Regions from separate parts of the Homo sapiens genome. Here region 2 is linked to region 1. The links are chromatin contacts, found by Hi-C in ENCODE. All regions are on one chromosome and are shown on one strand. The core of a region is the stretch at or near the end of the contact, and the rest is flanking DNA. Distances in the headings are between cores, read along the strand shown. Region 1 has its middle 94 kb from the start of GPAT3. Region 2 has its middle 36 kb from the start of HPSE.

Region 1 (4,338 bases), core at 961-3,460:
CTTTGAAATCTACTTGATAACTACTTACTCATCAGCAATGTTGTTTACTGCAAAGATCACAGGACTTAAGGTCTAAAGCTTCTGGTTCTAGCCTTCTCTGCTACCTATTAGTAATCAGTTCAGTATGGGCCTCCATTTCCAATCTGAAAAAGAATAAAATATGTGCACTGATAAGCTCACAGGGATATTGTGAATTTCAAGGACTTGAAAACGTAAGGCCAGGCTCAGCGGCTCACACCTGTAATCCCTTTTGCATCTCCACAAAAAATACAAAAATTAGCCAGGCATGATGGCACATGCCTGTAGTCTCAGCTTCTCGGGAGGCTGAGGTAGGAGGATCACTTGAGCCAGGGAAGTTGAAGCTGCAGTGAGCCACGATTGCACCACTGCATTCCAGCCTGGGTGACAGTAAGACCCTGTCTCAAAAAAAAAAAAAAGAAGAAGAAGAAGAAGAAGAAGAAAAAACAGACTTGAAAGCCTTCAATATAAGGTTGAGGATTATTGTTAATACCAATCTGAAGTCACATTGCATATTCTCCCACTAAGATTTTCAAACCTTTTCATAAATAGTTACAATCAGTTCATAATAATTTTTAAAAGTAAAGGGCAGTAGTGGTTCCTAGCAGGAAGGGGATGACAGCAGAAGCAAGGAACTGAGCAGATGAATACAATGCCATTGTTATTATTCTGGCTCTTGAGTTGATCAGTGGTTCCACAGGTGTCCAATTTATTAGTATGTTTGTTAACTTATATCTGTGTTATAAGTATTCTTTTTCATATATTAAATATTGAATAATAAGTGTTTGGATTTTTTATTTTAAAAGTAAGGCTTTATTGGGGGAAAAAAGCTGCAAAGCAAGAGATTAGAAATATGGAAACAATCTGCAGGGGAATTCTTGTGTTTGGGATTCTTGTATGAAGGGAACTTAAAACCACACAGATTTTATGGGTGGAGGGGAATGAAAGCAACACACTCTATCTATTAATTTTTAAAACTCAGATCCTACCAAATTTCAGCCTTAGAACAGAGTTTCACACCACTTTACACTGAAAAATCTATCCCTCTTTGAATTGTAGGAAATCATTTATTTCTTTTTCCAAAAAAGAACTCTCAGCTAGTCTAGAGAGATAACACATTTGTTGTAGCCATAAATTTATTTGGAAGAACAACTGGGCTTTACACAGGCCATCTGGAGAAGACAAATGTTTCATGGAAGCATGTGGGAAATTTCACTGACAACATATGTAGCTAAATGAACTGTCTTTGGCATCGCCGAAAGGAGAAAATTCCATTACACACAAGGAAGGTATTTCAACAATCACCTCAAAGTAAATATACATTAATCTACTAATTTAACTAAAACATATGTAAGGTGAAGCTATGCTTCTCTTCCATGTACTGACAGCTAAACATACAGCCTCTGCAGAGGAGGCATTTGGTTCAACTCCACAGGGACACCTTTGAAATCACTGTATTCATCTGCACATGTTTAAAGAAATGTGTCTTCCTGAAACTCCCCCTTCCTCTGCACACCTTCCACTCCCCTGAACCCTTGTGTGATGTCATGGAAATGTGGAAGAATATTAGGTAGGGAATCAAGAGAGATAGTCCTACCCCTGTCACTAATTTAGAGACCTCAAACCAGCCACATAGCCATTTCATATAGTTTTATCACCTATAAAATGAAGGAATAATTACTTCTCTAGTTACATCACAGGGGTTTTGTGAAGACACTATTAACACCTCATATTAGGATAATAGTTTACAATTTGATATGTGTTTTAAACAGATTGTTTCATTTATGTCACAACTTTATCCCCATTTGATAGATAAGAAAATTAATGCTACATAAGGGAAACAGTAATTGCTACAATAAACAAAACAGTCAGCACTTAACACAATAGGGTTATTTCCTGCTCATGTAACTGTGTACTGAGGGTGTTCCTGGTCAGGGTGCAGTTTTCCTCCACGAAGTAATTGAGCCCTGGCTCCTTCTGTCTTGTGGCCCCACCAGATCCTACAGCCTTGGAGTCTCCTGCCTCAAGCTGGCAGACAGGCAGAGAGGTTGGAGAAAGCACACCTACTTTTTAACAACCTCATGCTGGAAGTGACCCAAATGACTTTCACTTACATCTCACTGGTGAGAACAGTCAATGCCTCCACCCAGATGTGAGGGGTATTGCGAAATGTAGGCTATCGCTGGGTGGCTGCTTCCCAGTGATAAAGCTGTTCTGTGGAAGAGGAAGCATAACTTTATGGTGAACAGTTAATCACCTCTGCCATGACAAAGCAGTTATGCTATTAACTCAAGGCCGCACAACTAGTAGATAGTCTATTAGCTATCTATTTCTGCATAGCAAATTACCATGAACTAAGTAACTTAAAATAACACACAGTCTGAGCCAGGAGTCTGGACACGGTTTAGCTGGGTTCTCTGCTTCAGAGTCTCACAACGCTGTAGTCAAGGTGTTGGCCTGGGCTAAGTTCTCATCTGAAGGCTTGCCTGGAGAAGAATCCATTTTCCCACTCAAATGGTTCTTGGCAACATTAAGTTCCTTGCAGTTATAAGATTCATGACAGCTTTCTTCTTCAAAATCAGTAACGGAGATGGTAGAGGGGGTGAGGGAGCAAGAGGCTCTGGAGTGATATATAATATAATGAAATTTTAAGGGCAGCATCTCTTCACCTTTGCTATAGTCTACTGATTAGAAGTAATTCACAGGTCTGCCTACAAGCAAGAGAAGAGGATTATATAAAAACATAAACACCAGGAGAGGAATCATGGGGGCCACCTTAAAGTTTGCCCATCACAATAAAAAACTCAAACCCAGACTTTCTGACTACAAATCCAATGTCCTTTCCATTTAATCGTTTGTCCATCTTTGGACTCCACAGTTCTAATCTGTAAAATGAAGATAATATTTGCATATAACATACCCAGTTATTATGAGGAACAAATAAAATAGTGGATGTGAATTCACTCTATAAGCTGTAAACTACTCTGTAAATTTAATAGTTTTTTATTTTTATTTTATCCCCTTGCCTATGATGTTTCCCTACTCTTCCTGACCATCTAAATCCTATTCTTCCTTCAAGGACCATCTCAATGCTACCTCCTCCATGAAGCATGTGTATCATTCGGGATGAGGTTCAAATGATGGCTCAAATAATTTTGAAGCCAAAGCTGATAATACAAATCCACAAAATCACTGAGGATCAAGACATCTTCCAGATCTCTAACCTAGAGTGTGGTCTCTATTCTGAAGGCCCAAGATGGCTACTAGAGCTCCAACCATCACATTTCCAAACCAGACAGCTAAAAAGAAAAAATATTTTTTATAGATACTTCCCAAAAGTCCTACTTAAGACTTGGATTCAAGTCCTTTTGACAAGAACTAAGTCCCATTCCTATACCTGGTTGCAACAGAGCCTGAAAAATACAGTTTCTAGTTGGGTATGCTAATATCTTGAATAAATGTAGGGTTCTGTTACTAAGACAGAGGAAGAGAATGAATTTGGAGAGAGTAAATAGTCTCAGCCATAAGACGTTTTTTATTTATTTATTTATTTATTTTTGAGACAGAGTCTTGCTCTGTCACCCAGGCTGCAGTACAACGGTACAATCTCAGCTCACTACAACCTCCGCCTCCCAGGTTCAAACCATTCTCCTGCCTCAACCTCCTGAGTAGCTGGAACTACACGTGCACACCACCATGCCCAGCTAATTTTTGTATTTCTGGTAGAGTCGGAGTTTTACCATGTTGGCCAGGCTGGTCTCAAACTCCTGACCTCATGTGATCCACCCGCTCCGGCCTCCCAAAGTGCTAGGATCACAGGCATGAGCCACGGCACCAGGCCTCATAAGATGTTTTAGAAATATCAAGTATACACATCTACCTAGAGGACATGGGATAAATAGGAATATCAATGATTTGGAAATACATTTGTAGAGAGCCTAGAATTGCAAGCTAAGGAATTAGATTTCACTTGGTATCTAATAAGGAAAAGTAACATGGTGAAAGGGGTGAGTTAGGAAGCTGAATGTAACTGCGGCTTCAGGCTTAGGAATATTAGTTCTAAGACTGTTATGATCTAGCAAGAGATGAAAAGATCTGAATGTTACCTGAATAGGGATGACAGGGAAGAATGAAATTAGAGAGCTATTTTAAAGAAAAAAATCCAATTATATATAGATGGCAGGAGAGAGGACAAAGAAGCCAAGTTGGTGGAGAGAAAATGAGACAGGAAAACCTAAGGAGGTACCAGGTCAATAGAATAGGAGGAGCAAGGAGAACTCTGTGGCTGACTGCTAGAATTAAGGAAGGAAAATGATAGGC
Region 2 (4,338 bases), core at 972-3,471, 260 kb after region 1:
GAAGTTGCTGGAAGCTGATGAGAGTAATAATGATCATACCATTCTTGGTAGAATCATCCATCCTTGTTAAGAAAATACTCCAAGACGTTTGTATTTGTACATAGTCAAGTCACAGCCACGAATGAAAAAAATAGGCTCTTTTCCAAAGACTTTGTAGGGGAGGAAAAAGCTTTTTCCTCTTCCCTCTTATGTTCTGTAGTTGAGGCCTGTGAATTAAACCAACAAAAGACAGATTAGCAGAAGAAAAAGTGGCCAGGTACAGTGGCTCACACCTGTAATCCCAGCACTTTGGGAGGCCGAGGCAGAAGGATGACTTGAGGTCAGGGGTTCGAGACCAGCCAGGCCAACGTGGTGAAACCCTGTCTCTACTAAAAATACAAAAAAATTAGCTGGGCATAGTGGTGCATGCCTGTAATCTCAGCTACTCAGGAGACTGAGGCAGGAGAATCGCTTGACCTGGGAGGCAGTGGTTGCAGTGAGCCGAGATCGCGTCATGGCACTCCAGCCTGGGTGACAGAGTGAGACTCTAGCTCAAAAAAAAAAAGAAAAGAAAAGAAAAGAAACAGAAAAAACTGTAAAAGAAAATAAAATTTCAGGATCCTCTAAATTTATTATGCCCAGGGGAAAGTTAAGCCCTGGAGACTGAGACACAGAACATGTTTACAACTTCTGTTTCTTAGATTATAGATTAACTCTTTTCCATAAATGTTCCATTAATGACTAGAAAAGACCAGAAACCAGGCCCCTCCCCTTCCAATCAGTGGTTTTTGTTATAGATTAACTTCTTCCTTCATTGTCCCATATCTAAAACAGACCAAATGATGCAGAAGACCCCGTGACTGTTACCTCTTCAGTGTGGAATGTTAAATATACCTTTCCTGAGAAAAAAGACTACCTCAACTAATCCAATCATTGTAACTATGCACTAAGCCTCATGTAGAAAGATACTGAAATTCTGTTATGCTTCTCTATGTTTTGTCTAAATAAATGATCCTAAACTTCTACACTTCAGAACACTGACTTTCATTCTTTGGAATCTGTGTTTTCTCAGTAGCTGTCCTCAAACTTTGCATTTGAACAAACTCTTTTTTGTTTGTTTGTTTTCTGATTTTTGAGACAGGGTCTTCTCCTGTCACCCAGGCTGGAGTACAGTGGCATGATCATGGCTCACTGCAGCCTGGAATTCCCTGGGCTCAGATGATCTTCCCACCTCAGCCTCCCAAGTAGCTGGGACTACAGGTGTGTACCACCATGCTTAGCTAATTTTTGTATTTTTGGTGGAGACAGGGTTTCACCATGTTGCTCAGGCTGGTCTCAAACTCCTGAGCTCAGGTGATCCTCCCGCTACAGCCTCCCAAAGTGCTGGGATTACAGGTATGAACCACTGTGCCCGGCCTGCGCAAACTCTTTAAACTAGACTCTGACCCTTTGGATGATTTTTAGGTTGACAAGATGATGTGAAGACACAGCGGGAGAATATCACGTGATCACAGAGGCAGAGACTGGAGTGATGTGTCTGAGAGTCAAGGATGTCTCCACTGACACTTTGATTTTGGAATTCTAGCCTCCAGAACTGTGAGAGAATATATTTCTATTGTTTTAAGCCATCCAGTTGGTGACACTTCATTACAGCAGCCCTAGGAAATGAATACAACAGTGTCACATTGTTAGACACTGTGATGCCTTGTCCCCCTTCCTGGTGTTCTCTTTCGTGCAGCTGAGGTGAGCTCCACAATCATAATACCCCTGCCTCTCTCTCGCCCTGCACCCACTCTTCCCCAGCAGGGGAGAAGTAAACTGTGATTGCTGAGTTTGGGATACAGGAATAAGGCTCATGTCCTAGTTCTGTCTTATCCCATGTCCTCTTTGCTCTAGTTCTGTCTTATCCCATTGTCCTCTTTGCTGCTGCCCTGAAGGTCTCCCTTCTTTCTGCTCAGTTCTGCCATGCTCTGAGTTAGAGCTCTAAATGTAATTGGGTTCCCAAGAACCAGAGCCTGAGATGTAAGTTCTTGTTTCAGTGCTTCACTAGTGGATGCTCTCAGGAGAAGCAGAGTGAGGAATGCAGGATGGCATGGAGGATAAAGCTAAGTGAGGAAGTGGTCTCAGCTGCAGCCTGTCTTCAGTCTAACCCCATGAAGGTGCTCTGGAGCACAAATGGCCACACTGAGTCAGTTTCTTTGAGGAGAGCGGGCTGGGTTTTTTTCCTTCCCTGTGAGTCAGTCATCAGACCAGGGGCAGATGGATGAGAATGTGGCAGAGCCTCCTGGGGAGGTCAGGTCCAAGGCAGCTCCTGTGTGGCTGAGGGCAGTTCTCCAGCAACAGGGCAGCTGTGGAGTCCATCAGCCCAGAGTCACAGCAGCTGGGAGGCAAGGGTGACGGGAGCACCTGATGGCAAAGGGGATCTGGGCCTGCAGGCACCTCATACCTCCACCACAGAGAGGCTGTTATATTGTCCAGTGCTTCTCCTGCCTGGGGGTCACATGAATGGAAGAATCAGAGCCAGAAGTCCCTTCTTCTTGCAGTGTCCTTCTTGCACCCTCTATTGACAAAACCTAACAAAGTGCTTGCTGCAAAGGAGAACCGCTTACAGGGTCCAGCTGGTTAACACAGAGCAAATAGTAGAGTAGCTTTTGAGCTGAGCAGTAATACACTGATAAGTGGCACACTCACTAAGATCGCGTTTATGAAACCCATCTAATTGTTCCATAGAACTGATGTTTAATAGTTTCTTTTGAATAAACCTAGAAATTGACCCTCCCAGTCTTGAAACTTAAGAAAGTTACATTTCTCTTATGTGAGCTCCTTTCTCAGGAAACCAACCATCAGGATCTCCCACATGCTATCCAGGAAGTGAAACTTACCAGATCACCACATCTGGACAATGAGACACCAGACCCCTCATCTATCATGATTGCATAAGTGACCACTTACTTCCTATGGATGAACTCTTCCTTACCCCTCCCTAATTCTTGTTTTTGTGGGTGAAGTTTCATTTCTTCTGTGCTATATAAACCCTTGATTTTAGTTGGCCAGGGAGATGGATTTGAGACTGATCTCTCATTTCTTCAGCTGAAGCACCTGATTAAAGCCTTGCTCCTTGGCAATACTCATTGTCTCAGTGATTGGCTTTCTGTGCAGCAAGCAGCAAAACCTAGACTGAACCCCTGGTATTTCCGTGACATTTAGACACTAAACCTTCTTTTGTGTTTCTTCTCTTTCTTCCTTTTGAAAATCTTTTTGTGTTTTTATAATAGCGATACAAAAATTAGCAAAAGAGCCTCTCCTGTCTTGTTCCTTTGCTCAGGCCTGCAGGATGGGCAAGCATCAGGGTCTTTGAACCGCCAGTATTGAGTGCTATAGCTACTAATGGGATGAGAAATATCATGATAAACATACAAGGAGACCCATCTGGGCACAGCCCTTAAGGCCAGCCCCTTTGGAGGCACTTCCCATGCAAAGGGAATTGTGCTGGTAAAGTAGGGATTAAAGCCAAGCAGCCCAATTTGGCCATGCATCTGTTCAAGCAGTGATGGCTGCTCAAACTTTAATGAGGAAAATGATGAAGGCCGTTGGATGTGGCTACAGAGAAGTCCCCAGTATTCAAAGATACCACAATGTTACCCAATTTACTTACCTACACCTTACCTCTGGTGGCTGGATTTGATCACAAGGATCATGCTGTTTGTGACTTTCCTGGAGTCAGCCTTTGCCAAAGGAGCCAGTGCTTCTCTTTTGAGAGACAAAAAAAGGCCAAGATCATAAGTTTTGATGATGTTAACATGGCAGTAATACATTTTCATAAAATGTAGTTATCATATTTATATTTTACATATTTTTATATTAAAATATATTTTAAGATAAGCCTGGGCAATATAGTGAGACCTCATCTCTATCAAAAATTTTTAAAAATTAGCCTGGTGTGGTGGCACACACCTGCAGTCCCAGCTACTTGAGAGGTTAAGGTGGGAGGATCATTTGAGCCCGGGAGGTTGAGGCTGCAGTGAGCCATGATTGTGCACTGCACTCCAGCCTCGGCAACAGACTTTGTCTCCAAAATATATATATTCTTTTTTCAAAAAAAATTGCCAAAGAAAATAGAATCACATTGTATTTTTCATATTTTTTCCATTGTATAACACATTGTCATTATTATACTGAGAGGAGATAGAGAGGAGACCATGCAAAGCACCATAAAAAGTTTTTTCATGTTCTGTTGTCTGTGTTGATTGACCTCCAAAGTTAATTTCAAATAATGTGCTCAGCATTTACATGTGACTTCAGAGCTGAGCAAACCCATCAGGCACAGAGCTTATTTAACTCCTGAAACTTGCAAAAATT

What was found. A loop is a pair of places that touch in the nucleus more often than their neighbours do. Pooled maps may share reads with other maps.
Region 2: a map of Calu3 shows a loop between it and region 1 (4-fold over the local background). The contact joins two enhancer-like sites. A Hi-C loop is called at or near these places in 6 of 168 maps with a recorded cell type or tissue (CD4-positive, alpha-beta T cell, Calu3, GM11168 and 3 more), 6 of 37 single-sample maps with no recorded cell type and 6 of 50 pooled maps.

The regions. Positions count from the first base shown.
Region 1 is chr4:83,628,168-83,632,505 of GRCh38, reverse strand. No RefSeq gene overlaps it. Among named protein-coding and RNA genes, the nearest start is that of GPAT3, 94 kb to the right of the region's middle. RefSeq lists an enhancer at 1,996-2,290 and a cis regulatory region at 1,891-2,614. Within about 2 kb of position 2,210, at least 13 of the 41 ENCODE cell types and tissues checked have a DNase peak (open chromatin) inside an H3K27ac peak, as active enhancers do.
Region 2 is chr4:83,368,579-83,372,916 of GRCh38, reverse strand. No RefSeq gene overlaps it. Among named protein-coding and RNA genes, the nearest start is that of HPSE, 36 kb to the right of the region's middle. Within about 2 kb of position 2,221, at least 2 of the 41 ENCODE cell types and tissues checked have a DNase peak (open chromatin) inside an H3K27ac peak, as active enhancers do.